Regions from separate parts of the Homo sapiens genome. Here regions 1 and 2 are each linked to region 3. Evidence: read pairs that join two places in POLR2A ChIA-PET (ENCODE). Cell type or tissue: HepG2. All regions are shown on one strand. Links, peaks and the distances in the headings refer to the core of each region. The heading gives the core; the rest is flanking DNA.

Region 1 (10,789 bases), core at 321-8,320, 74 kb before region 3:
TTTTTTTTGAGACAAAGTCTCGCTCTTGTCGCCCAGGCTGGAGTGCAATGGTGCGATCTTGGCTCACTGCAACCTCCACCTCCTGAGTTCAAGCCATTCTCTCACCTCTACCTCCCGAGTAGCTGCAGCCTCTGCCTCCGGGGATCAAGTGATTCTCCTGCCCCCTGCCTCAGCCTCCTGCCTCAGTAGCTGGGATTACCGACACCTGCCACCACGCCCGCCTAATTTTTGTATTTTTAGTAGAGACAAGGGTTCACCATGTTGGCCGGGCTGGTCTCGAACTCCTGACCTCAGGCGATCCGCCAACCTTGGCCTCCCGAAGTGTTGGGATTACAGGCGTGAGCCACCGTGCCTGGCCAGGATGGTCTGCTTATAATGGCTCAATTTTGATGTCCAGTCTCTGCAGAGCACAAGGCCCCCGCTTTGGGCCAGACATACAGATGTCCCTGGGCAAGAACAGAGATGATCCCAAGGCCCTGGCCCCACCTGTCTGCTCAGTGTTGAATCAGGTTTCTGTGAAAACAAATTACTAACAGGCTGGTGTCACATTTTCAAATTCTGTCACCAGCCGTTGAACACATGTCTTTGTACTTTTTTCCATTTTTAACCGGGGCTGAGTTACGCCCAACCACACTGTCCTGGCTGGCACGGGGGAGGAGGTGTCAGCTGCTGTCCAGAATGGGGCTGACACATTCATTTTAAACAGGCCAGGAAGATGCAGATTTGGCAAGCTCTGAAATTTGCCGACACCCCAAGTCAAGGGTAAGCAGGAGAACCGGAAAAGGGCAGCTTCTCATGTAGTCAGGTTCTCCTGATGCAAGCGTCCTGGTGGATTTGGGTTTCCCAAGGGTCCTGACTCCAGGAGACCCCCAGGACCGACAGGAAGGGCCACCCCTCCCTCTGAAACTCTGAAGCCAGGCCACCCAGTGCTGAAATGCTGTGTGAACTCGGGCAAGTTCCTTTGCAGGGACTGAGCCTCCCTTTCATGTCTCCAACAGACTGGAACACTGCCTCCCGTTGCATGGGCGAAATACCTCGCGGACATGTCTTACGGCGCCCCATGAAAGCATCACCATTAATCTGACCAGTCACTGCAGCATGAGTATCTTCAGGGCACAGATGAAGCCATGGGCACCAGTGATAAGGAGTTGCCACTGCTGGCTAAGTGCGGAGCCTCACACATCTGTGGCCCAGAAACCCATACCCCACTCCAAACCCTCTATAGCTCCAACAGTTATGCTAACAAGAAAAAGGAGTGAAAACCCGCTCCAGTCACGGTATTGTGGAGGTGGAAGGACACTTGTGGCAGCCAATCCAACACCTCCATTTTATAGCTGGGGTAAACATAGTTCAGAGAGGTTGTCCCACTTGCTGAAAGTCACACAGCAGTTCCTGGGCGGCAAAGTGAGGACATCCAGGTCTCCTAAATCTCACCCTCGTGCTCTGCCCACTTAACTAGGCTTTTCAATCCTGGCTGTCAAAGAGAAGCACCAAGTCCACTTGGGCTCCTGGCCAGCATCCAGGCCAGTCCAACTCAACAGCAAGCGGAAGCAAATACCACACAATGAACTTGTTGAACAGACTCTGTGCTCAGGCTTAACCAGTGCACAGCCTGTACACCCGACAGGCGGATGCAGCTGTTCCAAACTAAGGCCAGGGCCTCTCCCCAATCCCGATGGGCTCTGCAGGTGCAGTGATGGAAGAATCCCTGGTGACGGGGAGCCCTTAGCTCTGAGCAGGACCTGAAGCCATCTCAGGGCTTGCACCGGTCCAGATGCTGCTGCACAAGTGCTCCAGGGGCTCCTGCCCTGCCCTCCTCACTTGCCCCCTCACCTGTCAGGGATGTTTGATTCCTGGCTGGCCCCTCCCCTACCTGACCCCTGCCAAAGACCTACGCCACCCCAGGCTCCCAGCTCTGAAGCAAACAACCAGAGAAGTCAAGCGCCTGGCTCCGGGCCACACAGCTTGAGGGACTCAGAGCTCCAGGGACAGTGCCCGGGCCCTGCTCAGGCCTTCTGCAGAGGCTCTGGGCTCTTCCAGTTGACTCAGCTCACAGGGCCCCTACACAGTACCAGGTGAAGACACAGCCCCAAGAACCCTCAGGGTCTGAAGCCACACATGTGAGCCGTGGGCAGAATCCTGCATTGGCCTCCAGCAGCTCGAGAGCACAGGGACAAAGCTGGACTGGCCCCGGGGTCACCGTGGCCTTGGTTTTGTAGCAGCTGCAGTTTGAGCACGTACACCAAAAATAAAATTCTAAGCCCCGTAACTGACTGAAGGGACCACTCCTATTGGCCAAAGGGATATTCCAAAGTTAACCTGAAAAACGAGCTCAGGTCATGATGGGAAGAGGGGTCACACAGGCCTTGTTATACCCCCTCCCTCTGGAATTCAGGTACAGCTGACCAGCACTAACATTCAAACACAGATCTTGGCCTGGCTCAGTGACTCATGCCTGTAATCCCAGCACTTTGGGAGGCTGAGGTGGGCAGATCATGAGGTCAGGAGTTCGAGACCAGCCCGACCAACATGGAGAAACCCCATCTCTACTAAAAATACAAAATTAGCCAGGCATGGTGGCGGCAGGCACCTGCAATCCCAGCTACTTGGGAGGCTGAGGCAGGAGAATCTCTTGAACCCGGTTGCAGTGAGCCGAGATCATGCCACTGCACTCCAGCCTGGGTGACAAAAACAAAACAAAACAAAACACAATATTGGTCTCCACAACCTCCTGTCTTACCCAGATACTCCTTTCTATTGATTCCAGGTCTTTAGCTAATAACTCTTTCAACCAATTGTGAATCAGAAAATATTTTGCCAGGCACGGTGGCTCATGCCTGTAATCCCAGCACTTTGGGAAGCCAAGGTGGGTGGATCACCTGAGATCAGGAGTTCAAAACCAGCCTGACCAACATGGTGAAACCCCCGTCTCTACTAAAAACACAAAATTAGCTGGGCATGGTGGTGCATGCCTGTAGTCCCAGCTACTCAGGAAGCTAAGGCAGGAGAATCACTTGAACCCAGGAGGCGGAGGTTGCAATGAACTGAGATCATGCCACTGCACTCCAGCCTGAGTAACAAAAGCATCTCAAAAAAAAAAATATATATATATGTATATATATGTGTATATATATGTATATGTGTATATATATGTGTATATATGTGTATATATATGTGTGTATACATATATATATATATATAAAAAGAAAAAAGAAATCTTTGAACCCACTTGTGACCAGGAAGCCCATCCCTGCCTTGGAGTTGTCCCGCCTTTCTTGGCAGAACCAACAAATACCTTTCATGTACTGACTGATGTCTGCCTGTAACTTCTGTCCTTGTACAAGGTATGAACTCCAGCTGTGGCCCAGCCCCTGGGGCACATGTCCTCAGGGCCTCCAGGCCTTGGTCCTCACATTTGACTCCGGATAAACCTCTTCAAATATTTTACAGACTCTGGCTTTCTCGTTAACAAGCAGCTCACACATATAGTGTCTCAGCAGTGACAGATGCTGGCCCACCCCGAGGTCAGGATGACTCAGCAGGGATTGAGTTTGCGGGCGTCATGCTCCAAGGCCCGGAATAGGAGGTTGGTGCTCATTCCTCACATAGTGGGCAAATCCTAGGGCAGGGGAGGGGGGGCAATGCCAGAGAATGGTCCCCACCTGGGGCGGTCTGACGGCCAGAGATGCAGAGAAAGAGACGCCTCCCACGCTCCTGGAGGGCAGGTGCTGTGGCCACCCCGGAGGGTCCGCCTTCCAGAGGGAGAGTTCAGGATTTGGCCACAATCAGGGAAGGAGGCACTGGGGGGGGGCCCTCCTGTTGGAAAAGGGCAGCGGCAGGAAGGGGGTGCTGCCACAGGGCCTCTGGGGAGCGCGCGGGCACACAGTACCAATCTGCGTGCATACACATGCCCTGTCCCTGCAGATGGGCCACGCAAGGCCTGCCCATGGCCAGCCATCCAGGTGATGCTCCAGGGAGGGCCAGGCCTACTTGGGGGCAGAACCCTGTGGCTGTCCAGGATACCTGGATGTGAGTCTGGGAAGGATGGAGAAGGGTGGAGGAGTGCGAAGGGCCCCTAGGGGTTGCTGGGGAACACAGATGAGCCTCTGACCCACCTGTGTCCTTACCTGGGCCGACTGGGCCACCCAGTCTTGCTGACACCTCCCCAGACCCCTGGCACCCACCAGACTCCCCAGGCGTGGCTGTGTGCTCCGCTATGCCTGATGACAAACAGTGGCCTCAGTGTAGAGGTGGGCACTGTGGCCCCTGGCTCCTGGCTCGCTCCTGCCTCAGTTTCCCCAGCTCTAAATTGGGGATTATCACTGGCTTCAAAGGCTGGAGTGGAAAGTGGTGGCCAAGAGGTGCCAAGAGGTGGTGCAAGCATGTGCCCTACCTTGGACACCCCTCTACAGGGGGTGGCTCTCACCCTGGCCTGGGCCCTCGGGGGTCTGCGCAGCCCACTCTTCTGTGTGAAGGCGGCTGGTACACTTTCCTGGGCAAGATTCTGCACATTCTGCTGGATTATGAAAGAGGTCTGTGACCCAAGAAAAAAGGGTCAGAAGTGCCCGTTAGGCTCTCCTGTGTGGCTCAGGTCATGTGCTTCTGTGAACTCCCCCTACGGCCTTGCCCCGAATCCCGTGATGCAGCGTGACCTGCCCAGGCGCCGGCGGCACTTTCATGTCTGGCTGGGAAAGTCGGATTTCAGCACTAATCACTGGCTGCCGCCTGCAATGAGCCCACGGCTTGAGCTCTGGGGCCCACCCAGCTCCTTAAACATGCAGAACCTTTGCTAGCTGAGCCAGGGTCCCAGCTGTGCGGGGTTGGGGATGGAGGGGTGCAGGGATCCCAAAACCCAACCCGGGGCCAGGTTTTACACAGGCCTGGACTGAGAAGTGGGGCTACAGGCTACAGGTGCTTGATACCCTGGGGGGGCCCTGGAACAGGCCTGGACTGAGAAGCGGGGCTACAGGTTACAGGTGCTGGATACCCCAGGGGGGTGCTGGACACCCCAGGGGGGCAGATAGAGGCAGCCAGGCAGCCTGAAGACCCTGGGGCAAAACACACACAGGCCCCCTCTGCTCTCTGGTCACTGCTAACTGGCCAACTGGCCTTTGAGTCCACTGACCACAGCTAAGCCCACAGCCATCAAAACCCACCCCTTACACCCTTCACCCTTTAGGGAGGGGCTCAGAGACAGTTGTGGCGATTCCTACTTCCACCCACAGCCCCCCGACCCTGGGCCTGTGCCGAGTGTGGGTGGGTGACATCATCTCGCACCCAGAGCTCCAGACTAAAGGAAACCCTGGCTCCTGTCTCTGGCTCTTCCCTCCCTCTCTTTGTTCCCTTGCTCCTTCCTTCTTTTTGCCAAAGGAGAAGATAGTGAGGCTGAGGGCTGCTCAACGTGCACAGTGAGCAGGAGATACAAGCATGTGGAGGGACGGTCACAGCCCATGCAACTGGCACCTTCACACGCGGAGGCCTGCGATTCCCAGACACCTGGCGCTGGGGCAAATCCCATTCCACAGCCAGAAACAGGCTCGGCGGGGCCAGGTGGATTTCTCAAAGCCTTGGTTGCTTTTGGCCTGATGCTAGCTGGACAATGTCTCAGCTCACAGGTTCCTAAACGCACACCCGCCCACACCAATCTGCTGAGGAGTGACAGCCATGGGGAGGAGACCCACCTCACTCCAGGGACCCTGGCACCGTCTCCCATGAGGCCAGGTGTCCTCAGCCACCCGCAGCCAGAGTCCCGCGAGACCGACGGACGGCCTGCCCCTGCGTGACGGCACGCCTGGGACTGTCCCAGCAGGCTCCCATGCTTCACCCAACTGCGACAGGGAAACAGGAGGGGGCTACTTCTGCTTTCAAGGCATGGAGGAGCTGTCTGCAGGCCACTTCCCGAACACCTATGCGCTTGGGGAACTGACTGAGACTGAGCCGGGGTATCTTCTCCACGATGCGGTGAGCCCATCAGGCCCTTCTTCTGAGAGCACCTCCCTGGAGGTGGAAGCCCCTGAGGCCCACAGCATCTTCTGAACCTGTGAGCTCCCACTTATTTACTGAGAGCTCACCTGGGCCAGTGCCGGTCCACGGCTGTGGCCGGGACTTTGAGTAGATGCTACCCTACTTGCTATGCAGAGCCAGCTGGGGCCCAGGGAGGTCAGATAACTGCCCAAACCAAATCCAGGCCCAGCCAGAATCTCAACTCCAGCCTTTGCGCCTTCTGATAAAACCCAGCATCGCTTGAATTTCCAGTACACGCTGCCAAGTCTTCGTTAAGCAATAAATAACCCACACAACCCTACTGTCATGACAAGTTCCATATGGCCATCCAGAAAGAGACACATAGAGCTGGTTCCTCTCACCTTTATGACCAGTGAAAAGCGCACCAACACGAAGACACGCGTGAAAGGACCTCATCTCCTAACCAGACTGACAAGCAAGGGATTTTTTCCACTCACCGTCAGTGGGATGGTTCTAAGCACCGAGGCCAACCCATTTCACACGATTATTTCACAAAAAGAAACTTTCTGTGGGACGTGCCTGGGCTACTGAAAAGACAGCCAGCAAAACTGAGAACCTTGTTCTCAAATCCGTACCCTCTCCCAAAGCAGCCTCAGAGGCCCGAGGGCTGAGGATCCAGACCCGAAAGCCACTGTACCTTCTGTAGGATCAGGCTCAAGGACTAAGGGGGTAAAAGGTGCCCTTTCCCTTCCTAAGCAGAAAATTCTGGAACCCAACCTTACGTGTGATCATTTAAAAAAAAAAAAAAATCAGCTGGGTACACTGGCTCACACCTGTAATCCCAGCACTTTGGGAGGCCGAGGTGGGCGGATCACCTGAGGTCAGGAGTTCGAGACCAGTCTGGCCAACATGGAGAAACCCTGTCTCTACTAAAAAATGCAAAATTAACCAGGCATGGTGGTGCATGCCTGTAATCCCAGCTACTCGGGAGGCTGAGGCAGGAGAGTCGCTTGAACCCGGGAGGCAGAGTTTGCAGTGAGCCGAGATCATGCCATTGCACTCCAGCCTGGGCAAAAAGAGCGAAATTCCGTCTCAAAATAAATAAATAAATAAATAAATAAATAAATAAATAAATAAATAAAATCACTTTCTATGGCTTTTCACTGCTCCAGGAACAATGTCCACAGATAAAACGCCCAGCCTCTCCTTCACACCCTGGAGCGCCCATCCTGCCCACTGGTCCGGGCTCCAGGCTGCCCCCTGCACCTGTCAGAAGTCCCCCTACAAGGGCAGGGTCTCCCTTCCTGGGACATCCACTGCCCTTCTCCGAGCTGAAGTCAGAACGACCTGAGAATCAGCTTGGAGTTCTACCAGCCTCAGCCAAGCCCACCTCTGCGACAGCACTCCTTTCGAGGGGGCACCAGCTGCAGGGAGTCTGTCCCTTACAGACCCGTGACCCCGTGACAGATGAATAAAGTACAGACACACAGATATTCTGCTCTGCCAGTCCAGCTGAGGGTCCCAGCCGCTTATAGGCTCCCTGCTGAGTCCTGTAAACAGTTGCTACTTGGCCCTGATCAGCTAGTCAGACGCGCATTTATTCAGTATGATTAATTAACAAAAGCTTGAGTCAACACCATTAGAGTGTAACAGACATTGTGGACTTCCCGAGTAAAAAGCATTTAAGCACCCAGGGTCTTAAGATTATATGAGTAAACAAGCTAGCTAGGTAAACTACTCTGCCTTTCTTTTATTTCTATGTTTATTTGTTTAACTAAAGGTAAAGGGATCAGGCCGCCTTCAGCCAGAGCTAATTACCAAAGTTATGCCAACTTCTCGGCCTTCCAAGATTTGTGTCTATTTCTATAACTATCTCTAATATCTTTCCCACCAGAATGATTGAACCCCAACACACCTCCGTCTCTCAGCAGGGTCTGCCTGTTCAGAGAACACAACTTCTCCTTCTTGCCTTACACACAGGGGCAAGAATAGGTTCACCCTTGCAGAGAGCACATCCCTTTCTGTTACTGAAAATCACTTTCCAAAAAAAAAAAAAAAAAAAGCAACACATACACACATACTCACCACATACACAGGTGGGTCAGAGAAAAAAAACAAGTACAAATGGCTTAGGGACATGAGAAGTGTGGCCCTAACTTTCGCTGAAAGGGATCCTATTAACATTAACCCTCACCTCTGGGTCAGAGAGGGTTGGCACTCTACAGCCTGCCTTGAGGCTTTACCTACTGGGACCAAAAGGACTGCTGGAAAGCTATTTTAGGCCGGGTGCGGTGGCTCAAGCCTGTAATCCCAGCACTTTGGGAGGCAGAGGCGGGTGGATCACCTGAGGTCAGGAGTTCAAGACAAGCCTGGCCAACATGGTGAAGCCCTGTCTCTGCTAAAAATACAAAAAATTAGCTGGGCATGGTGGGCACCTGTAGTCCCAGCTACTCGGGAGGCTGAGGCAGGAGAGTCGCTTGAACCCGGGAGGTGGAGGTTGTAGTGAGCCGAGATCACGCCATTGTACTCCAGCCTGGGTAAGAGCAAAACTCCATCTCAAACATAAAATAAAATAAAAATAAATAAATAAAAATACTTTTTAAAGCCCTATTACCACAAAATAAATCCAGGAACGTGTGACTTGGTACAGCCTCTTTGGAAGGCACATTAGCTATTACATTAGAATCCACACCCCGCCGGGTGCGATGGCTCATGCCTGTAATCCTAGCAAATTGGGAGGCTGAGGCACATGCCCGTAATCCTGCACAGGCAGGAGAATTGCTTAAAACCAGGAAGCAGAGGTTGCAGTGAGCAACGAGCCTGGGCGACAGAGACAGACTCTGTCTCAAAACAAAAACAAAAACAAAAAACAAAAAACCACATAACCTTTTCCCATTTGCACAAAGCTGGGAAACCCCAAATGCCCTCCACAGGGGTCTACGGGGGGTCAGGGGGTGGGGGCGGTGAGCACACTTGTTCCTGCCGACACAGGGAAGTCTTCTTAGCAGCTAAAGAGGGCAGCCTCTGCGTACCGCCTGGGAACATGGCAAAACCATTTTAGGCTTAAAAAAAAGGTGGAGAACAAGTTGTACATTATGATCTTTTAAATAAATAGGCCAGCGATATATTTGTAACAGAAGCAGCTCTGGAAGCGTACACTGTCAGCCACAGAAACTCTGGGGCTGGGGGGTGGTAAAGGAGGAGAAATGTGTCACCCAGGCAGGAGCTTAGTGGCACCATCTTGGCTCCCGAGTTCAAGCAGTTCTCCTGCCTCAGCCTCCGAGTAGCTGGGACTACAGGTGTGCGCCGTCACGCCCAGCTGATTTTTGCTTTTTTTTTTGAGACAGAGTTTCGCCTTGTTGCCCAAGCTGGAGTGCAGTGGTGCGATCTCAGCTCACTGCAACCTCCACCTCCTGGGTTCTAGTGATTCTCCTGCCTCAGCCTCCCGAGTAGCTGGGATTACAGGTATCTGCCACCACACCTGGCTAATTTTTTGTATTTTTAGTAGAGATGGGGTTTCACCATGTTGGCCAGGCTGGTCTCGAACTCCTGACTTCAGGTGATCCGCCTGCCTCGGCCTCCCAAAGTGCTGGGATTACAGGCATGAGCCACAGTGCCTGGCTGGTTTGAATTTTTAAATGATGATGAATTCATGTATGACTGATGTGATTTTTATTAGAAAGAGAAAACTAGGCAGCGCCCCATCCTATGTCTCCTTCCTGGTGGCCAATGAAGCATTTCCCACAACTCACTCCTGGCACCAACAGGAAGTCAGACACTCAGCACCCAGGGGCTGCTTTTTTTTTTTTTTTTTTTTTCTTTGAGACAGGCTTGCTCTGTCACCCAGGCTGGAGTGCAGTGGCAGGATCTCAACTCACTGCAACCTCCACGTCCCGGAGCATGCCTCAGACTCATAAGTAGCTGGGATTACAGGCGTGAGCCACTATGCTCAGCTAATTTTTGTATTTTTAGTAGAGATGGGGTTTCACCATGTTGGTCAGGCTGGTCTCGGACTCCTGACCTCGGTAGATCTGCCCATCTTGGCCTCCCATAGTGCTGGGATTATAGGCGTGGGCCATCACACCCAGCCAACAGGGATCCATTTTTTAAAGGTAAGAGTGCAGGCTGCATAAGCTATTATCCATGTCGTTACATACCAGGCGGACATGTACCTAGGCGGGAGGGAGACTGAACCAGTGAAATTCTAATGACAAAAAAAAGAAATCAGAGTCATCCCTTACATTCACATGTCCAACGCCCAGCTGGAAGCCACAGGCTCTCCCCACTCCTGTCCTACTACGATTTTTCCCGGCTTTGACCTGCATGGTGGTGCGGCTGCTCCGCTCAGAGCCTCAGAGAAACCACACAGAGCCCTGCTGAGTCTTGCCCTCGGGGCATTCTCACATTTATGAAGAAATGCCTCCCCCTCCCCCTTCTCCCCAAAGTACGGTGTGGCAGAAAACAGCGCCAACAGGTCCTGCCAGTCAGAAGCCACTCCCCTGATTTCATGGCTCAAGACCCCAACTGTAAATTAGCCCTTCCCACCTTGAATATGTACACACACTACTGAGATCCAGGCCGATCCTTGCCATGGGATGAACCTGAGAATTGCCAAGACCCGCCTTCCCACGCCACCCAACCAAATCATGTGGTATCTGGTACAAGTGATTTTCCCCCTGAAATCCCACAAGAAAACTATTTTGAGGCCGGGCACGGCGGCTCACGCCTGTAATCCCAGCACTTTGGGAGGCCGAGCCGGGCGGATCACAAGGTCAGGAGATCGAGACCATCCTGGCTAACACGGTGAAACCCCATCTCTACTAAA
Region 2 (10,789 bases), core at 2,220-10,219, 85 kb before region 3:
GCCTGGGCAACAGAGCAACACTCCATCTTAAAAAAAAAAAAAAAAAAAATTTATACACACACACACACACACACACACATCTCCCTAGAAGCATCAATATTTACTGAATTAGAGTATTTTATTACCTGTTATAAAAAACAAACAAAAAAACCTTCCATTATACTAATTTATAAAGGAATAAAAACAAAATGGGTTGGGGAGTCCAGGCACGGTGTCTCACTCCTGTAATCCCAGCACTTTGAGAAGCACAAGGTGGGAACTTGAGGTCAGGAGTTCGAGACCAGCCTGGCCAACATGGCGAAACCCGGTCTCTAATAAAAAATTAGCCAGGCCTGGTGACATGCACCTGTAGTCCCAGCTACTCGGGAGGCAGAGGCACGTGAATCACTTGAACCCAGGAGGTGGAGGTTGTACTGAGCCAAGATCGTGCCACTGCACTCCAGCCTGGGAGACAGAGTGAAACTATGTCTTTAAAAAAAAGGCGGGGTGCAGTGGCACACACCTGTAATCCCAGCACTTTGGGAGGCCGAGGCAGGTGGATCACCTAAGGTCAGGAGTTCATGACCAGCCTAACATGGTGAAACCCCGTCTCTACTAAATATAAAAAAATTAGCCGGGTGTGGTGGCACATGCCTGTAATCTGATCTACTTGGGAGGCTGAGACAGGAAAACAGCTTGTACCTGGGAGGCGGAGGATGCAGTGAGCCAAGATTGCACCATTGCGCTCCAGCCTGGACAACAAGAGCAAAACTCCGTCTCAAAAAAAAAAAAAAAAAAAGTTGGGGTGAGGGGAAGGTTCAACTTAAAGATACGATTACTAACTGTTTCATAAGGAATGACTTATTTCATACTGGAGTAGGAGTTTGACACCAGCATGGGCAACATGGGGAGGCCCCATCTCTACAAAAAAATAAAAATAAAAAATTAGCGTGCCAAGCATGGTGGGTCACACCTGTAATCCTTGCACTTTGGGAGGCCAAGGAGGAAGGATCACTTGAGCCTAGGTATTCAAGACCAGTCCAGGCAGCATGGCAAAACCCCGTCTCTACAGAAAACAACAAAAAAAAAGTAGCTGGGGGTGGTGACATGCACCTGTGGTCCCAGCTATTGGGAGGGTGAGGTAGGAGGACTTATTGAGCCTGGAAGATGGAGGCTGCAGTGAGCTGAGATGGTTCCACTGCACTCCAACCTGGGCACTGGAGTGAGACTCTGTTTCAGAAAAAGAGAGAGGAGGCCAGGCATGGTGGTTCATGCCTGGAATCCCAGCACTTTGGGAGGCCAAAGCGGGTGGATCACCTGAGGTCAGCAGTTCAAGACCAGCCTGGCCAACATGGTGAAATCCCATCTCCACTAAAAACAGAAAAATTAGCCGGGCATAGTGGCATGCACCTGTATTCCCAGCTACTTGGAAGGCTGAGACAGGAGAATCACTTGAACCAGGAGGTGGAGGTTGCAAGTGAGCTGAGATTGTGCCACTATACTCCAGCCTGGGCAACAAAGTAAAACTCTGTCTCAAAAAAAAAAAAAAAAAAGAGAGAGAGAGAGAGAGGAAAAATAAATAAATTAGTCAGGTGTGGTGGTATGCACCTGTGGTCCCAGCTACTCAGGAGGCTAAGGCGGGAGGATTCCCAGAGCCCAGGAAGTCAAGGCTGCAGTGAGCAGTGATTGCACCACTGCACTCCAGCCTGGGCAACAGAGCAAGAGCATATCTCAAAAAAGAGGAAAGAAAAGAAAAGAAAAACATAAAAACAAACGTTCCTTTAGTTTTAATTTTTATTTTTTAGTTTATTATGGCCGTTTTACTCTCCCCCAAGTAAAACAGCCATGCACAATTTGCTGAAATTTTCCTTAGTGTACTTTGAAATCTGTGGAACAGAACTGGCAATCGCTAAATTCTATTTGACTCTAGTTCCATTTAATATTAGACTGGTGTGAAAGTAACTGCGGTTTTTGCCAAAACCGCAATTACTTTTGCACCCACCTAATAAGTATAAAATATGTAACTTCACTTAATTTTATCCTTTATGTATTTCCCTATATTATGTACCTATGGACATCAAACTTAGTACAGACTGATAAAAGGCTGAACAGACAACTCTGGTTTCAAAAATCCAGCTTCTCACAACATCAGACATACTAGTATACAGCTTTTCTAATTTCACAACACATTTCCATTTTTTGGTCTTTCACAATAGAGAAGATGTGTATACTTTTGAATACTCTGATCTGTCTACAATCTACCAAAATTGGAAGGTGTTTTTATTATACAGTTTCATCCTTTTAGAAATATACAAAGATCCTAAGTTTGGGCACAGTAAGACACTCAATATAGATCTACTACTAAACAAGTAAGACCAAGTACATAATTAATGTCCTAACACCCCCAGTGGAGAAGTAAAATCTACTTGTTTTCTGTTGACTTGAATGCCTTCTCTTCTTTGTTGAATTAATCAATCTACTTGACTCCAATGTCAAATTAATCAATGTCACTTTAGAATATTAAAATGTACAATTATGAATTACACATTTAAAACACATCATTCTGATCTCTGTCTTGATTGATACTAGAAGATTATCTTCCAAACTAAGGTGGAAAAAATGACAGACTTTAGCTATTGGCAATGATAGGTCATTTTTTTAGGGAAGAGGAGTAAAGAGGGCAACCTCCATAGGTCAGATATCCCTTTGTTCTAAGAAGCCACCACCTCTGTTTCTTCATATGAAAAAAACCAGAGGCATCCAGTGGTTCCCAAAACCTTCTCAACTTTACGCTTGAGGAACCCACAGATTTCAAATAATACAACTGACCTAAGACCACTCATTTGTTTAACCATTCTTTTTTTAATTTTTTATTTTTTTTTTTGAGAAGGAGTCTTGCTCTGTTGCCCAGGCTGGAGTGCAGTGGTGTGATGTCGCTCACTACAACCTCCGCCTCTCAGGTTCAAGTGATTCTCCTGCCTCAGCCTCCCGAGTAACTGGGATTACAGGCATGCACCACCACATCCTGCTAATTTATTTATTTTTTTTTTTTTTTGGAGAGACGGGGGTTTCACCATGTCGGTTGGCTAGGCTGGTCTCGAACTCCTGACCTCAGGTGATCCACCAACCTCAGCCTCCCAAAGTGCTGGGATTACAGGCGTGAGCCACTGCCCCCAGCCTGCTTAACCATTCTTAAATGTCGGGTGCGGTGGCTCACACCTATAATCTCAACACTTTGGGAGGCTGAAGGTGGGCAGATTGCTTGAGTTCAGGGGTTCAAGACCAGCCTGGGCAACGTGGTGAAAACCCCATCTCTATAAAAAATACAAAAATGAGCCGGGCTGTTGGCAAGCGCCTGTAGCCCCAGCTACTTGTGGATGCTGAGGCAGGAGGCTTGAGCCTGGGAGGTCGAGACTGCAGTAAGCCAAGTATCTGTGCCGCTGCACTCCAGCCTGGGTGACCACAGCAAGACCCTGTCTCAAAAAAATTGACAGAAGAGTTGACTGAGAGCACAGTGAATGAAAAGGAAGACTATAAGCCAGTGCCATATAAATGCTTACTGTTGGAGGTATGCTTCTATGGAACACGGGTTTGCTCTCTTGCCATATGACATTCACGTATTCAGCCACCTGGAACACTTCCTGTCTGTATGTGTGAAGTATCATGTGTGGTCAAAATTGACTCAACAGTCATTTTCCACACCAACTGGCAAACTAACACTAAAAGAAATCAACAAGTATTGCTTTTTCAAAAGCCTAAATCGGCTGAGTGCGGTGACTTACACCTGTAATCCCAGCACTTTGGGAGGCCAAAGCAGGCGGATCACCTGAGTCAGGAGTCCAAGAACAGGCCGGCCAACATGGTGGAATCCCGTCTCTACTAAAAATACAAAAATTAGCTGGACGCCTGTAATCCCAGCTACTCAGGAGGCTGAGGCAGGAGAATTTTTCCCTGTAAGCGGGAGGCAGAGGCTGCAGTGAGTCGAGATTACACCACTGCACTCCAGCCTGGGAGACAGAGCAAGACTCCATCTCAGGAAGACAAAAAAAAAAGCCTACATCAAGGAAAACAGAACCAAAACACCAGGGACAAAATGGTACATAAGAGGCAAAAAAAATTTTCACCAAAATTATTCAGATGAACCATAATAAATGTGCCTGCATCTGAAGATGTTCTAAACCTTCATTTAAGCAAGAAGCAAGATCAAGATCCGTTCCGTCAGTTACCTGGAGTCTGTCATCTTTCTGAATAGGGGACAGAATCACCTCAAATTTAACTAATAAAAATTTATGACTTGGCAAACACCCCAGGTATTTTTATTGACTAACAAATCAGCTATGACAATCTTAGCAACAAATCAAGTTATGCTATGGGGTATGTCCACACTTTCCTGTTCCCTCTACAACAGGAGAAAATCAAATCTTTCCAACATCCTAACAAACTGTTACTCCCTGTAACCAAATGTATCACAGTATCGTCTACCAAGGCGTTACATCCTGAAACTTTCCTACAAAAAGCACAGCTTCAAAGAAACCTTGCAAGCTTTCTTGTAAGCTCCTCCCTTCCCACATCGCCCCTCCCCAGAGCCAAGAAATAAAGCACTTGAAAGAAACAACATGGATAATATTTATTAATAGCTTATGTACATATTCCATAACTACATAAGCCATTTGGCTTCATACCTGTCAGCAATGAAGTCAGCTGGCCCTAGCACGTGGCTGCGACTCTTCTCTATTTATTTAGAACTACAAACTACAATTTACACTTTACAAAAGCTGTAGGACTATTTGGGAAGGCACTTTATTCTTCTAAAAGGTTACTAAATTCTCTTAAATACTTATACTGATCACAATACTGAAAAATAATAGAAAATCCATTGTCATTCATTTACCACCTGATTTGTTAGATGCCAGATAATCAAATTTCACACATTTCAATAAAAAGGCAAAACTAAGCATGTCAATCATAGGAAGAAAAATACTTAACTAATTTTATTTAAAGCACTCACAAACTCTTAAGTGGTACAAGACAAGTCAACGCTGTTTATCGAACAATATTTTTTTTTTACGACTAAACATCTCAATTCTAGACTCAGGCACTAATTATTAAAGTCATCTAGTTATATACACCAATTCTCAACAGACACAGTTTTTTTTGGAAAGGCATATTAAACAGACTAAGATGTGTACTACCCATTAGCCAAAGATAATTTTATTGATTTTTCTAATGAGTCTTCAAATGTTACATTCTAACATCTTAGCAAATTATTTCCAAATACTGCTGGAATTACATGTAACTATCAGGAAACAAAAGGGCTTCTCAACAACTTGTGCGTTCTACATTATCTGGCCAGTTTCCGGACAATTATAATACAATTGTGCTCCAAAGTAGGAGAGTTCCATGAATCAATTGCCCCTAAAATATATTTCTGTATATTTAAGGAGTTCTAAGCATTGGGTTAAATTCCAAACAGACTCTGAATACAAGCATTTATTTAGTAAGAGAGGTTAGAATAAATCAATCCTAAATTAGGCACAGCTGCCCTCCCCCCATTGATCAAAAAGACAGGAAATTACATTTATTTAAAAAGTTAATGTTCCTAATATATTCAAATCTAACTAAGCCCCAAAACGGTCTGAGATCAAATCCTCCATAAAAGAGGAAATTCTCTAGACTTCTAAGTGGGTGCCCAAAGAGTTCACTCAAGTGTCCAGGTATGAATTACGATTCACCAGAGTAACCGGCCTTGCACTTAGGGAAAACTTCCATCGCCCAAGACCAGAGTGGGTCGATCCCATCAACAGTCACACAATCTCATCTCATGCTCCACTAATGAATGTTCTGCCTAAAGTCAGAGCAATGCCTTGGCTGGAGTTTTGTTTTGGTTTTTTCAATATTACCACGTGGGGGTCACAGAAAGGGAACAGAGGTTACAAGAGCTCTCACGTGGCGGCTGAAAGACTGGGGAACCGAGAAAGTGAATGAGTAACAGGGAGGGTCCTGGACTCTCAGGATCTCCCAACTCGGGGTCAGGGGGAGGCGGTAAGTGGAATGCCCCCCCACCACCCCCGCCTCTTTCTCACCTCCTGGTCCCGACCCTAGGCCAGTGCCACCGCCGGGAGCCCCGGGTCTCGGCTTCAGCCCCAGGCTGAACATGCAGGGAGGGGAGAGGCACTTAGGCCTCGCCTCCCCGTGGCCTTCCTCCCCCAGCCGGGGCGGAGGAGAACCAGGAAGCCGCGCCCGGCTCCGGTGGGTGGAGGGCCTAGGCCGCGCCTCCCAGCCCCGCGGCCCTAGGCCTCGGCCCGCCCGAGGCGGAGCCCGGGAGGTCGGGGCGGGGTCCCGGGCCGGTCACCCACCTGGGTTGCCAGTCATTCCAGCTCCGCGAATAGTTGGTGCCGCCGCTGCTCAGCCGAGACCCCGGGGCTCTGCGGCTCATTACCTTCCCCGACACGACATGGCCAAGCGCCGCCGCCCAGAGAAGCGCGAGTCGCCGCCCGAACCGGCCGCTGCCGACACCCCGCTCCGGCCCGGGGCTGAGGAGGAAGCCGAGGAGGAGGAAGAGAAGGAGGAGGAGGAGGAGGAGGAGGAGGAGGCGGCGGCGGAGGGCGGGGTAAGAGGACGGCCGTTCCGGGTTCCGCCTGAGCCCGCAACGCAGAATGAGGAGGCGGGAGCGGCGCGGTGAGAGAGAGGCGGATGAAGGGGCGCCGACTTCTCTTCCAGGGCCATGCGCGGCCCACGACGCCGGGGCCCCGGAGGACGAGGACGACGAGGAGCAGGCGGTGGCGGCAGCTCCCCACGCTCACAAGGCCACTGCTTCCCCGCCTCCCGGCTCCGCCCGCCGCGCCGCCACTGTCGCACGGCATGCTGGGAGCGAGAGGCGGGGTCGGCCCCGCCGGGCCTGGGGAGAGAGGCGGGTCCTGTCGGCGGGGCGGGGCCGAGAGAGGCGGGGCCGATAGCAGGCCGCCCCGCCCCCCACGGCCCCAGGCTCTTGGACGGCGAAGAGGTCTGGGCGTAGTAGTGACGAATCCTAAGACAAGGGATCTCCACTACTGCGGCCACACACTTTTCTCCCAAACGCTTCCCGGAAAGCACCGGAGGGCTGGGCAGTCAGGTGTAAACAGGCGTCCAATCAAGGACCTGCAGTGTGGGTGGTGGGGGCTGGTGCCCTGGGGTGCGAGCGCACACAGGCGTGCCCTTGGTTTCACGTGCGCCAGTTTTCCCACTTTCTACGGGGGGGAGTGGAAAGTGAAAATAGTAAGATCGAGAGGTGGATATCCACCTTCCCAACCTCCACCTGAAATGTGCCCATCGAGTCCTAGCACCTTTTACCATTTCTTCCCAATGAAAAAAACTAAACGATGTAAGGGAAGGGAGTACCCACGACCACCAAACCCTGTCCTCTGCAATGTGAAATGTGCTTTGAAGTCCTCTCACCCTGAGGCTTGCCCGCCTTCTGCTGGTGAAAGAAGCTGGGGGCTAGGCGCGGTGGGTCACGCCTGTAATCCCAGCACTTTGGGAGGCCGAGGTGGGCGGATCATCTGAGGTGAGGAGTTCCAGACCAGCCTGGCCAACATGGAGAAACCCCGCCTCTACTAAAAATACAAAAATTAGCCGGGCATGGTGGAGGACGCCTGTAATCCCAGCTACTTGGGAGGCTGAGGCAGGGGAATCGCTTGAACCCAGTAGGCCGGGGTTGCAGTGAGCCGAGATCAGACCATTGCAGTCCAGCCTGGACAACAAGAGTGAAACTCTGTCTCAAAAAAATAAAAGAGAGAGAGAGAAAGCAGGGAGGGAAGAAAAAGGAAGGAAGGAAAGGAGGGAGGGAGGGAAGGAGGGAGGAAGGAAGGAAAGGAGGGAGGAAGGAAGGAAGGAAAGGAGGGAGGAAAGGAAAGGAAAGGAGAAAAGAAAGAGAAGGCCGGGCGCGGTAGATCACGCCTGTAATCCCAGCACTTTGGGAGGCCGAGGCGGGCAGATCTCGAGGTCAGGAGATCGAGACCATCCTGGCTAACACGGTGAAACCCCGTCTCTACTAAAAAATACAAAAAATTAGCTGGGCGTGGTGGCGGGCGCCTGTAGTCCCAGCTACTCCGGAGGCTGAGGCAGGAGAATAGCGTGAACCCGGGAGGCGGAGCTCCCAGTGAGCAGAGATCGCTCCACTGCACTCCAGCCTGGGCGACAGAGCAAGACTCCGTCTCCAAAAAAAAAAAAAAAAAAAAAAAGAGAATCAGCTGGGTAGAGGAGACGTACCTGACCATCTACCCCATGACATGTCCCATGCCCCAGGGAAAAAAATTCCCTAAACCATCTGATGCATAAAGTGAATGCATACACATTTTTTAAAAGGTGGGCCAGGATGCTCCTTAAACAAGTGTCTAAACCTTATCTGCATAAGGAGTCTTAACCTATCATTTTATGTTGCAAAGAAAACGTCTTTATATATCGCTTGTGCAATTAAAAATTGTAACCAAAAGTACTTGAAGATTATGAGGAGTTGACACCTCCACACACATGCATATCCCCTCCACCTTGGGCTCCTTGCTTATGGCCACCAATCCCTCACTAAGGGAGGATCCTGCCAGTTCTAAATGATGGGGACTACAAAAATTACCCGGCGTGGTAGCGCGTGCCTGTGGTCCCAGGAACTCAGGAGGGTGAGGCAGGAGGATGACTTGAGTCCAGCAGGTGGAGGCTGCAGTGACCTATGATCCCACCACTGCACTCCAGCCTGGGCTGCGGAGGGTAGGGAGGGAGGGAGGAGAAGAAAGAGAAAAGGCAGGGCACCATGGATGGCTGACTCCTGTAATCCCAGCACTTTGGGAGGCCGAGGTGGGTGGATCACTTGAGGTCAAGAGACCAGCCTGACAAACATGGTGAAACCCCGTTTCTACAAAAAAATACAAAAATTAGCCAGGCATGGTGGCGCACACCTGTAGTCCCAGCTATTTGGGGAAGCTGAGGCATGAGGATTGCTTGAACCCGGGAGCCAGAGGTTGCAGTGAGCCGAGATCGTGCCACTGAACTCCAGCCTGGGTGACAGAGCAAGACTGTCTCAAAAAAAAAAAAATCATTTAGGTGAAGTGATTCATGCCTGTAATTACAGTGATGGGAGGCTGAGACTGGAAGATCCTTGAGCCTGGGAGTTATAGGCCAGCCTGAGCAACATAGTGAGACCCCCATCTCTACAAAAAAAAATTAAATTTTTTTTTTTCAGACGGAGTTTCACTCTTGTGGCCCAGGCTGGAGTGCAATGGTGTGATCTCAGCTCACTGCAACCTCTGCCTTCCAGGTTCAAGTGAGTCTCCTGCCTCAGCCTCCCAAGTAGCTGAGATTACAGGCACATGCCACCATGCCTGGCTAATTTTGTATAAAAATTTAAAAAATTTTAAAATTAGACAAGTTAGAAATTGCTTGAGCAACTGGACACAATCTCTGGTACTACCTTTCTTTTTCTTTTTTATTTTTTTATTTTATTATTATTATTTCTTGAGAAGGAGTCTCGCTCTGTCGCCCAGGCTAGAGTGCAGTGGCGCAATCTTGGCTCACTGCAAGCTCTGCCTCCCGGGTTCAAGCCATTCTCCCGCCTCAGCCTCCCGAGTAGCTGGGATTACAGGCGCCCGCCACCAAGCCCGGCTAATTTTGTTTTTTGTATTTTTAGTGGAGACAGGGTTTCACCGTGTTAGCCAGGATGGTCTCAATCTCCTGACCTCGTGATCCACCCGCCTCGGCCTCCCAAAGTGATGGGATTACAGGCGTGAGCCACCGCGCCTGGCCCTCTTTTTCTTTATTGGTCAAAATATTATCCAACTAGGCATATGGATGTGGAGGCATGCCTGTGATCCCAATTACTTGGGAGGCTGAGGTGGGAGAATCGCTTGAGCCCACGAGTTTCAGGCTGTGGTGAGCCATAATGGTGCCGCTGCACTCCAGCCTGGGCAACAGGATGAGACCATTTCTTAAGGGGACGGAAAAAATCACTCTGGCTGTGGCAGATTTCCTTAGGATAGATTCCGAGAAGTGGAGTTATTGGGGAAAAGGCTGTTAATGATTTTAAGTCTTTGGATACAGACTGTTAAGTTGCTTTCCAGGAAGTTTCTGCCAATGATAGTCTGATACTTTCTGTGTCCTCACACCACCCTTTGTCAACACTGAGTGTTTTTTGAGGGTTAATTATTTCTATGGGAGAAGTTAAAAAAAAAAAAAAGACAACAAAGAAATTGCTTCAGGTGGGGCATGCTGGCTCACGCCTGTAATCCCAGCACTTTGGGAGGCTGAGATGAGAGAATCACTTAAGCCTAGGAGGTGGAGGTTGCAGTGAGCCTAGATCGTGCCACTACACTCCAGCCTGGGCAACAGAGTGAGACTCCATTTCAATAAAATTAATCAAATGAATCAAACGTGAGCAACTCTCATAACTTCCAACATTTTTTTCTTCTTCCTGTTGGTGGTTCTGCCTCTCTGGCTCCATTAGGATTTCCCTACTCCATTTCAGTCATGGGAACCGAGTTTCTGTTCCTGAAACACACCAAGCCTTTCTGGCCTCTGGATTTTTGTACTTGCTGTTCCCGCCATCTGGAATGCCTTCCCTGCATTTGTTCCCATCAGGGTTGGGACTAGCAAAGTGACAGGGGATGGAGTTGCTGAGGGTGCAAAATTTAAGGAGGCACCTACTCCCAGGGTCATGCAAAAGCCAACTTTGCATTTGCACAATCCTGTGAGTGAGTCCCTCCTTAAATTTGAGGCTGTACTGTAATCCCAGCTACTCAGGAAGCTGGGGCAGGAGAATTGCTTGAACCTGGGAGGCAGAGGTTGC
Region 3 (10,789 bases), core at 1,166-9,165:
CCTGAAGCCAGCCCTCCCCACGCTGGCTCACAATAAATGCCTTGACTTCCCGCCAACTCTTCCTCAACCATTAAGATTCAGCTCAACTGTCACGGGCTCTGTGCAGCTGCCCTCGCTGCCCCACCCCACGCAGACTTTGTGTTCCTTCTCCACTCCTGCAGCACCCCTTGCGACAGCATGAATAACCCGGCTGTAGTGATGTGAGGGTGACACTCATCACCAGTGTGTGAGCCCCTCCAAGGCCACATGTCCTCTTTGTGTTTCCAGAGCCCAGGGCCCAGCATGCGGTAGCTACCTAGTATATGTTTACTGAATGGAGGGATGAATAAATTCATGCACAAAGAATAGTTTTATTTATTTATTTATTTTTGAGACAGAGTCTTGCTTCTGACACCCAGGCTGTAGCGCAGTGGTGCGATCTTGGCTCATTGCAACCTCTGCCTCCCAGGTTCAAGCAATTCTCCTGTCTCAGCCTCCCAAGTAGCTGGGATTACAGGCATGCGCGCCACCACGCCCGGCTAATTTTCTATTTTTAGTAGAGACGAGGTTTCAACATGTTGGCCAGGCTGGTCTCGAACTCGCGACCTCAGGTGATCTGCCTGCCTTGGTCTTCCAAAGTGCTGGGATTACAGGTATGAGCCACCGCGCCTGGCCTTATTTGTTTATTTTCATAAACAAATTTCTGTTGCCCAGGCTGGTCTCAAACTCCTGGCCTCAAGTGATCCTCCTGCCTCAGCCTCCCAAACTGTTGGGATTACAGGCACAAGCCACAGTGCCTGGCCCAGTTCTGTCCTTTGAGTTGACCTGGTCATCCAGGAGGATGTTCTGAGGAAGTGTGAAATGATAATATTATTCTAGCCCACGCTGGATACAGTGGCAGTCTGGAAGGTGAAAGAGGTTGGGTTTGAAATAGATTTATTGGCCAAGTGCAGTGGCTCACACCTGTAATCCCAGCACTTTGGGAGGCCGAGGCAGGAGAATTGCTTCAGCCTTTAAACATGGCGAAACCCTGTCCCTATTAAAAATAAAAAAGTTCGATGGGCGTGGTGGCATTCACCTGTAGTCCCAGCTACTCAGGAGGGTGAGGCAGGAGAATCACTTCAGCCCTATAGGTTGAGGCTGCTTTGTGCTGTGATCATGCCAATGCACGCTAGCCTGGGTGACACAGTGAGACCCTGTTTCAAAAACAAAAACAAAAACAGAATAGAGGCCTGGAGCTTGAGAGGGAACTCAGGATAGAAGATATAGATTTAAGAGTCGGCTGGATGCAGTGGCTCAAGGCTGTAATCCCAGCACTTTGGGAGGCTAGGGTGGGTGTATCACTTGAGGTCAGGAGTTCGAGACCAGCCTGAACAACATGGCGAAACCCCATCTCTACCAAAAATAACAAAAACTAGCTGGGCATGGTGGCATGCGCCTGTAATCCCAGCTACTTGGGAGGCTAAGGCAGGAGAATCACTTGAACCCGGGAGGTGGAGGTTGCAGTTAGCCGAGATTGTACCACTGGATTCCAGCCTGGGTGACAGAGTGAGACTCCCTCTCAAAAAATAAAAATAAAAATAAATAAATAAATAAATAAATAAATAGTGATACAGATAGATAGATACATAAATTATATCATTCACTGGGTAGATTGAGAAGAGAGCTGTAGAGAGAATCTGAGTGTAATAGTCAGGGCAGGCTAACTGCTGTAAGAAACAGTGCCCCCACATCTCAGCGGTATAACTCAAAAGAAGTTTTTTCCTTCTTATGACAGTCAATTCCTGACATCTGGAGCATGACCTTTCACAACATTATTCCGGGACCCAGTCTCCTTCCATCTAGTGGCTCTGTCATCCTCCTAGGGCCTTGGAGTGGTCTGCTTTTGACCAGCTAATGGGAGGGGAGAGGCAGAATAGGATCCTGTGAAGACTTCTAGGGTCAGGTCTGGAAATATCTTTTGCTCACACTCCATTGGCCAGAACAAGACTGCCTCAGTGCAGAGGAAGCTGGGAAATGTAGTTTAGTAGGGTACCCAGAAGGAAAAGGGAAACAGTCTCTGCCACACTGAAGCAACACCAAAATCTGAGGGTTGGATGTAGGAAGAAGCACCTGCAAAAGATAGAAAAGAGCCTTTAAGAGGATCACCTGAAGCCAGGAGTTTGAGACCAGCCTGGGCAGCATAGCAAGATCCTATCTGTACAAAAAATAAAAATAAAAAATTAGCCTAGGGTGGAGGCATGCACATACAGTCCCAGCAACTCAGGAGGCTTGGGGCCAGGAGTTTGAGGCTGCAGTGAGCTTTGATTGGGCCACTGCACTCCACTTAAGCCTGAGTGACAGAGCAAAACCCTGTATCCAAAAAAAAAAAAATTAACCAGGAGAAAAATGACATTTGGAGATCCTGTCTCTAAAGAAAAAAAAAGCTCACTGCATAGCTCACTGCAGCCTCAGAAACAGGCCCAGGACTGAATCAAGGCCAGCAAGGTGCTGGGGTGATAAGCGAGCCCGACTCCAGCCTGGCCAACACGGTGAAACCCCTTCTCTACTAAAAATACACAAATTAGCTGGGCATGGTGGCAGACGCCTGTGGTTCCAGCTACTCAGGAGGCTGAGGTAGGAGGATCACTTGAGCCTGGGGCGTGGAGGTTGTAGTGGGCCAAGATTGTGCCACTGCACTCCAGCCTGGGTGACAGAGCAAGACCCTGTCTCAAAAAAAAAAAAAAAAAAAAAAGTGAGCTGGAGGATGAGGCCTCCCTAAATTTTGTGCCTTGGGTGTCTCGATCCGTCACGCCAGCCCCAGTCCCGGCAGTCAGGTGCGGCAGAGAAAGCAAAGGGAGAAGGCTGGGAAGATGCAAGTGAATTTAGCGACTAGCAGTCCCTGTGAGCAACTGTAGCAAGAAGGGTTTCCAATGAAGAAAGGAAGGCCCTGGGCCAGGCGCGGTGGCTCATGCCTGTAATCCCAGCTCTTTGGGAGGCAGAGGCGGGTGGATCACCTGAGGTCGGGAGCTCAAGACTAGCCTGACCAACATAGAGAAACCCCGTCTCTACTGAAAAAAAATACAAAATTAGCCGGGTGTGGTGGCGCATGCCTGTAATCCCAGCTATTCGGGAGGCTGAGGCAGGAGAATCGCTTGACCCCGGGAAGCGGAGGTTGCAGTGAGTCGAGATCACGCCATTGCGCTCCAGCCTCGGCAACAAGAGCGAAACTCCATCAAAAAAAAAAAAAAAAGGAAGAAAGAAAGGCCCTGGCAGTTCTTGGACAGGAACTTGCCTGAAGTCCCAGTCCCGGTGACTGGTGGTTTCCCCACTTTCTGGTTCAGAAGCTGGGCTCTAAGCTGTCTGTGCCCTTAAAGTTCCTTGGAAAGAGGGAAGGGAAGGGAAGTGGATATTAGGTGAGTTCCTACTCTGTTTCATTTGCAGAGTTTTCTCATTGATTCTCAGTTGGACCCATGAGGTAGATGTTATGCCATTACATTTTTTTTTTCTTTAGAGACAGGGTCTCTCTCTGTCACTCAGGCTGGACTGCAGTGGCACGATCACGGCTCACTGCAGCTTTGAACTCCTGGGCTCAAGTGATCCTCCCATCTCAGCCTACAGGTGTGCACCACTGTACTTAGCTAATTTCTTTTTCTTTTTTCTTTTTTTGGGAGAGATGGGATCTCTGTATGTCTCTATGATGCCCACACTGGTCTCAAACTCCTGGCCTCAAGCGATTCTCCTGCCTTGGCCTCCCAAAGCACAGGGATTACAGGCATGAGTCGCTGTGCCCAGCCTGTTATGCCGGGTTTTTTTGTTTTGTTTTGTTTTTTGAGACAGAGTCTCGCTCTGTCGCCCAGGAGTACAGTGGCATGATCTTGGCTCACTGCAAGCTCCACCTCCCGGGTTCACACCATTCTCCTGCCTCAGCCTCCCGAGTAGCTGGGACTACAGGCGCCCACCACCACACCCGGCTAATTTTTTGGTTTTTTAGTAGAGACGGGGTTTCACCATGTTAGCTGGGATGGTCTCGATCTCCTGACCTCGTGATCTGCCTGCCTCAGCCTCCCAAAGTGCTGGGATTACAGTCGTGAACCACTGCATCCGGCCTGTTATGCCGTTTTTTAAATTAATTAATAAATTTATTTATTTATCTTGAGACAGAGTCTCACTCTGTCACCCAGGCTGGAGTGCAGTGGCATGATCTCGACTCACTGCAACCTCCACCTCCGGGGTTCAAGTGAGTCTCATGCCTCAGCCTCCTGAGCAGCTGGGATTACAGGCGGCCGCCACCATGCCCGGCTAATTTTTGTATTTTTAGTAGAGATGGGGTTTCGCCATGTTGGCCAGGCTGGTCTCAAACTCCTGACCTCAGGTGATCAACCTGCCTCTGCCTCCCAAAGTGCTGGGATTACAGGCGTGAGCTCCTGTGCCCGGCCCTGTTATGCCATTTTAAAGCTAAGGAAACTGAGGCACAGAAAAAGGTAAAAAGGTACTTGAGATCAAAAAGGATGGAGTTAGGATTTGAACCCAGGTCCAGGGCCCATGATTTTCCCAGCACACCATCCAAAATGCCTGCCTGCCCTCACCAGGGAGCACATGCTTACATTCACAGCCTTGGACCCTGGGTTAGGGCCAGGAGGGCTGGGTGTTGGGTGAGAACAGGGCCTCGGGCTCCTTCACTGGCTGGGGCAGGGCTTCTGAGTTCCCCATCAGAGCCCCTCCTCTGACTTTCAGGGCCTGCTGAGGAATCTGCAGGCCTGGCAGAGGACAGGAGGGAGGCTTGGGGAGCCTGGGAAGGGCCGGCTGACAGCTTGATGGGCCCTCCCTCCCTCCACAGTCCCACCCCCAGCCTGGGGCCTCTGGGAGCCTTGGTCCTGAGCAGCCAACACACCAGCCCAGACAGCTGCAAGTCACCATGGACGCTGAAGGTAAAGGGACACTCTCTCTGCCATGTCCCTGCACCCATCCCCCCACTGCCTACCCCTGCCCCCACCCTGGCTTGTCTCAGCCCCTTGTTGCCTCCTCTGGAGTCATCTCTCCTCTGGTCCCGCCATCGACTCCCTTACCTACCCCATGTCCCTGCAGCCTTGCTCAACCCCCAGAGGCCCCTTCTCACTCTTCTTTCTCCTGTGTTGAGTCCCCAAGGAGCTCTGGGGAAGGAAGGGGCTTAAGCCCTAGAAAAGGGCAGGGTGGCCTGGAGGAGGTGGCGTCTCCTGGGGGCAGTGGGGGCCGGAAGTGGGAGGCTGGTTGGGGGAGCAGCATGGACTTCTGCTCTCGCTGGTAGCTCGGGAGAAGCAGAGACAAAGTCCTGTCCCTTCTGCAGCTGGGTGGGGGAGGGGGCTTGAGTCCCGTGATTCCCTGCCTGGAGGGAGCTGTATGCAAACTGTTGGGGTGATCAGTCCCAACCCCCAACCATGAAGTCCGGTGGCAACAAAGGAATGAGAAAAGACAAGTTAAGATTTAAAGCAGCCCCAGGGGGCCAGTTGCTAAAGTGAAGGCTGCAGAGCCCTGGTTGCCTGATAATTTATTGAGTACAATCTTTTGATCTAAGAAGCAGATGGTACGGGGTGAAACGGTGAAGGTGGGGGTGTGCGCGTCATTTGAAAGATGTATAGCCGTGGTGGTTTATGTGAATTTCCTTTAAGCTCAAAGCATATGTCTAACTACTAAGATAATCTTTTTTTTTTTTTTTTTTGAGACGGAGTCTCGCTTTCCCCCAGGCTGGAGTGCAGTGGCGTGATCTCGGCTCACTGCAAGCTCCGCCTCCCGGGTTCATGCCATTCTCCTGCCTCAGCCTCCCGAGTAGCTGGGACTACAGGCGCCCGCCGCCACGCCTGGCTAATTTTTTGTATTTTTAGTAGAGACGGGGTTTCACCATGTTAGCCAGGATGGTCTCATTTCCCAACCTCGTGATCCGCCCGTCTCTGCCTCCCAAAGTGCTGGGATTACAGGTGTTAGCCACCGTGCCCGGCCAACTAAGATAATCTTTAACTTATTGGGCTGCAGCTGGTGGGAGTGGGTTTTACAAGGAGCCAGGATGTCTGGTCACATTCCAACGCTTCAAGGAAGTGTTTCAGCCCAGAGCATTCTGTGTAAAGCCGCAGAGCAGGTCATGTTCACTGGCCTGGGGACACAATGGCAATAAGGAGGTGATTCTCCTCAGAGGCCCCCTATGGTGTTCCATAGGTGTCCTACACAGGGGTGGCTGACTAAACTGGCGCCCCGTAAACCCTTCCACCAGCACAAACCCAGGGGTCCATGCTCTACGCTCAGAAGGCTCCACCAGGGATGGGGCTGTGTGACCATGGGTGGGTCCTGGCTTCTCAGAGTCCCGTTTTCTTCCATCTGTAAAATGACAATAATAGTTCCCTGCTCTGGCCCGCCACGGTGGCTCACGCCTGTAATCCCAGCACTTTGGGAGGCTGAGGTGGGTGGAGCACTTGAGGTCAGGTGTTTGAGACCAGCCTGGCCAACATGGTGAAACCCCGTCTCTACTAAAAGTACAAAAATTAGCCGAGTGTGGTGGTGCGCACCTGTAATCCCAGCTACATGGGAGGCTGAGGCAGGAGAATTGCTTGAACCCCAGTGGCGGAGGTTGCAGTGAGCTGAGACCAGGCCTCAGCACTCCAGCCTGGGCGACAGAGCGAGACTCCATCTCAAAAAAAAAGGAAAATAAATAGTTCCCTGCTCAGAAGGTTGTGGGGAGGACAGAGGATGGGAGGCACAGGTGCTTAGACCCTCCTCCATGTTTGAGGTGCCTGCTGGCCCCATACACCCGGTCCCTCTGGCTCCACTGTGGAACCAGCTCTCAGGGGTCCCATGCAGGATGCCACGCCAAACACCTTTCAATCTCCATTGTGTCTTTCTCTTTTGAAACAACGCCGACCTGGATGTGAATCCTGACTGCCACTCAGCAGCAGTGGAAACCCTGGCAAGTTTTGTAACCTGTAGAAGCCCGTTTCCACATCTGGACAATGGAGTTGGTGGCACTGGTCTCACGGGGTTGTAATGAAGATTAAATACCTTAGCAGATGTCAAGGGGTCTCGACCTGATTCCTTCAGAGCCAGGATTCTTTACTGAGGGATCAGGGATGGGCTCTGGGGGAGTTCATGAACCCCAGAATTTGCAGGTGAAATTGTGTGTCTTTGTGAGAACACGGTTACGCATTTTTCTGGGAAGGAGATCCATAATTTTCATCAGATCCAGATTCTTTTTTTTTTTTTTTTTTTTTGAGACAGAGTCTCGCCCTGTTGTCCAGGCTGGAGTGCAGTGGCATGATCTTGGCTCGCTGCAACCTCTGCCTCCCGGGTTCAAGCGATTCTCCTGCCTCAGCCTCACGAGTAGCTGGGACTACAGGCATAAACCACCATGCCCGGCTAATTTTTGTATTTTTAGTAGAGATGGGGTGTCACCATGTTGGCCAGGCTAGCAGATCCAGATTCTTTTTTTTTTTTTTTCGAGATGGAGTCTGACTCTGTCACCAGGCTGGAGTGCAGTGGCAGGATCTCGGCTCACTGCAACCTTCACCTCCCAGGTTCAAGTGATTATCTTGCCTCAGCCTCACGAGTAGCTGGGACTACACGTGCTTCAGGCACTTGCTGCCATGTCCAGCTAATTTTGTAGTTTTAGTAGAGACAGGGTTTCACCATGTTGGCCAGGATGGTCTCGATCTCTTGACCTTGTGATCTGCCTCCTCGGCCTCCCAAAGTGCTGGGATTACAGGTGTGAGCCACCGCACCCGGCCTCTTTTGTTTTTTAGACGGGGTCTTGTTCTGTCACCCAGGCTGGTTGGTGTGCAGTAACATAATCATAGCTCACTGTTTGTAGCCTCCAACTTCTGGGCTCAAGTGGTCCTCCTGCCTCAGCCTGTGGAGTAGCTGGGACTGCAGGCGTGTGCCACCACACCTGGCTAATTAAAATAAATTTTTTTTTTTTTTAGAGATGGGTTCTTGCTGTGTTGCCCAGGCTGGTCTCAAACTCCCAGCCTCAAGCGATCCTCCAACCTCAGCCTCCCAAAAGTGTTGGGATTACAGGCATGAGCCACCGTGCCTGGCTCAAATCTTTTCATATGTGAACATCTCAGCATGTTTTCTTTCTTTCTTTTTTGAGATGGAGTTTCGCTCTTGTTGCCCAGACTGGAGTATAATGGCGTGATCTTGGCTCACTGCAACCTCTGCCTCCCAGGTTCAAGTGATTCTCCTGCCTCACTCTCCCAAGTAGCTGGGGATACAGGTGCCCACCACCATGCCCAGCTAATTTTTTTGCATTTTTTTTTTTAGTAGAGATGGGTTTTGCCGTGCTGGCCAGGCTGGTCTTGAACTCCTCACCTCAGGTGATCCACCCACCTTGGCCTCCCAAAGTGCTGGGATTACAGGCGCAAGTCACTGCGCCCAGCCTCATCATGTTTTTTTCTTAAAAGATAAAGACTTTTCTTTTTACTACAACCACAATACTATTGTCAAAACTAAACTTTAAAAATTTCCTTGGTGTTATCAAACATTCAATGTCCAGATTCCAGTGGTTTCATAAATAGCCTAATTTGCTTTTAGTTTGTTTGAATTAGGATCTAAGTAAAATCTACACTTTGTGATTGGTTAGTATGTTTTAAGAGTCTTTGAAACTTTATTTTTTTGATTAAAAAATGTTTAATTTAGAGATAGGGGTCTCACTATATTGCACAGGCTGGTCTCAAATGCCCCAAAGTGCTGGGATTACAGGTATGAGCCACCACACCTGACTGATTCTTTTTTTTTTTTTTTGAGATGGAATCTCACTCTGTTGCCCAGGCTGGAGTGCAGTGGCGCAACCTCGGCTCACTGCAACCTCCGCCTCCCAGATTCAAGCGATTCTCTCACCCCAGTCTCCCGAGTAGCTGGGATTACAGGCGTGCACCACCACACATGGATAAATTTTGTATTTTTTTAGTAGAGACAGCGCTTCACCATGTTGTCCAGGCTGGTCTCGAACTCCTGACCTAAGGTGATCTTAGGCCCACCTTGGCCTCCCAAAGTGCTGGGATTACAGGTGTGACCACCACGCCCAGCCAATATGTGGTCTTATGAGAGCATTGGTTCTTTTTTTTTTTTCCCTGAGGCAGGGTCTCACCCTGTTGCCTAGGCCAGAGTGCAGTAGCTCCATCATAGCTCACTGCAGCCTCCAACTCCTGGACTCAAGGGATCCTCCCACTTCAGCCTTCTGAATAGCTAGGACTACAGGCGTGTGTCACCATGCCCAGCTAATTTTTAAAATTGTTTTTGTAGAGATGGGTTCTCACTATGCTGCCCAGGCTGGTCTCAAACTCCTGGCCTCAAGCGATCCTTCTGCCTCGGCCTCCCAAAGTGTTGGGATTACAGGCATGAGCCACCGCCCCTGGCCGAGCATTGATTCTTGATCCTCATGTGCATCTGAGTCACAGAGCAGGGTGGGGGCTGGCTCTTCCCCAACCTGGATCCCTGGAAACTACCCCCAGAGATTCTGGTTCACTGGGTTGGAATGGGCCTGAGCATCTGAAAGTTTGAAAAGCTCCCTGTGATTCTGGTGTGCAGCCCAGGCAGAGGCCCCACTGTGTCCACTTCTCTTGAAAGGAGTGGTTCACACCAACACCCCCACTTCCCTACCTCCCGTGCGCTCCTCGAGCATGACAATGTGGCTTCTGCCCCCGACACATGGCACAAAAACCGCTCTGGCACAGGCCTCACAGTTGCTAAGTGCAGAGCCCCATCCTCAGTCTTCCTTCTATTTACTTCTGCTCACCTCCCAAAACCCTCTTCTCCTTCCCAGGTACCCACTCCTGATGATGCTTCTCTTTTTGTTGGACATGCCCTGTGGGTTCTTTATCTTATTATTTTATTTTAGAGACCGTGGCTTGCTCTGTCACCCAGGCTGGAGTGCAGTGGTGCAATCACAGGTCACTGCAGCCTCCAACTCCTGGACTCAAGCCGCAGCCTCCCGAGTAGCTGGCGAGTAGCTGGGACTACAGGCGTGCACCCCCATGCCCAGCTAACTTTTTCTTTTTTTCTTTTGTTTTTTGAGACGGAGTTTTGCTCTTGTTGCCCAGGCTGGAGAGCAATGGCACTATCTCGGCTTACTGCAACCTCTGCCTCCCAGGTTCAAGCGATTCTCCTGCCTCAGCCTCCTGAGTAGCTGGGATCACAGGCGCCCACCACCACGCCTGGCTAATTTTTGTATTTTTAGTAGAGACGGGGTTTTGCTATGTTGGCCCCGGAGTTCAATTTTTGTATTTTTAGTAGAGACGGGGTTTCACCGTTTTCACCAGGATGGTCTTGATCTCCTGACCTCGTGATCCTCCCGCCTCGGCCTCCCAAAGCGCTGGGATTACAGGCGTGAGCCACCGCGCCTGGCCACGGCAGCATCTCTTCTGAACTCCAGAGCCATTCCCTACCACCCTCTGGGCACCACCATCCACATCTCCTGCTGCCGCCTCAGCCTTAACCTCTGCAAAACCAAATCCGTTCTTTCTCTCGAGCTCTGCAGAAGCTAAGCTGTTTCACCAGGCCACGATTCAGGAAACGCTTTGGGATTCAGCTTCTGTTCTTGTGAAATGGGAAGAATCCCTGTGGTGAGCTCCAGATGAGAGCACAAAGGGGAACAGGGGTGCCCGCGGCTGGCACGCCATGGCTGGCACGCCATGGCACTCAGTGGGGTCACCGCCCCCTCCTGCTGTCCCACCTCCACCCTGCCTGCTCTTCTCCTGGAATGACTCCTTCTGCCAGCTCTCAGCTACCCAGGCCAGAGGCCCAAGGCTCCCACATCTCTTTAGCTACTAATTCTGGTAGATCCCCTTTTGGAAATAGCCCTCAAATCTAC

Evidence for each region. ChIA-PET counts read pairs that join two places held together with the same protein. Peaks named below come from ENCODE experiments on the same cell type or tissue, not always from the same donor. Only the 100,000 strongest peaks of a DNase experiment are listed, where the experiment ranks them.
Region 1: POLR2A ChIA-PET joins it to region 3 with 13 read pairs; 10 of 35 experiments call an interaction of 5 or more read pairs at or near these places.
Region 2: POLR2A ChIA-PET joins it to region 3 with 13 read pairs; 9 of 35 experiments call an interaction of 5 or more read pairs at or near these places.

The regions. Positions count from the first base shown.
Region 1 is chr16:29,601,390-29,612,178 of GRCh38, forward strand. It overlaps LOC105371168 (a long non-coding RNA gene), which reads left to right. Exons shown (of 2, transcript XR_950984.3): 2 at 999-2,266. It also overlaps the pseudogene SMG1P2. Among named protein-coding and RNA genes, the nearest start is that of MIR3680-2, 7.5 kb to the left of the region's middle. RefSeq lists enhancers at 4,105-4,826, 4,827-5,548, 5,665-5,894 and a silencer at 5,247-5,487. In HepG2, for the core only: no CTCF peak of the experiment used is centred there; DNase peaks (open chromatin) are centred at 1,562, 2,322, 3,442 and 4,612.
Region 2 is chr16:29,588,552-29,599,340 of GRCh38, forward strand. LOC105371168 (a long non-coding RNA gene) reads left to right here and starts at 9,240. Exons shown (of 2, transcript XR_950984.3): 1 at 9,240-9,271. MIR3680-2 (microRNA 3680-2) reads right to left here and starts at 10,714; the gene lies at 10,628-10,714. It also overlaps the pseudogene SMG1P2. RefSeq lists a silencer at 6,761-7,150. In HepG2, for the core only: no CTCF peak of the experiment used is centred there; DNase peaks (open chromatin) are centred at 5,956, 6,160, 6,890, 7,030 and 1 weaker place; H3K4me3 peaks cover 1,765 bases.
Region 3 is chr16:29,674,322-29,685,110 of GRCh38, forward strand. QPRT (quinolinate phosphoribosyltransferase) reads left to right here and starts at 4,859. Exons shown (of 4, transcript NM_014298.6): 1 at 4,859-4,889. The coding sequence starts at 4,877. RefSeq lists a silencer at 1-221 and enhancers at 1,675-1,944, 2,363-2,864, 2,865-3,364, 4,903-5,404. In HepG2, for the core only: no CTCF peak of the experiment used is centred there; DNase peaks (open chromatin) are centred at 1,960, 4,810, 5,290 and 5,980; H3K4me3 peaks cover 2,060 bases.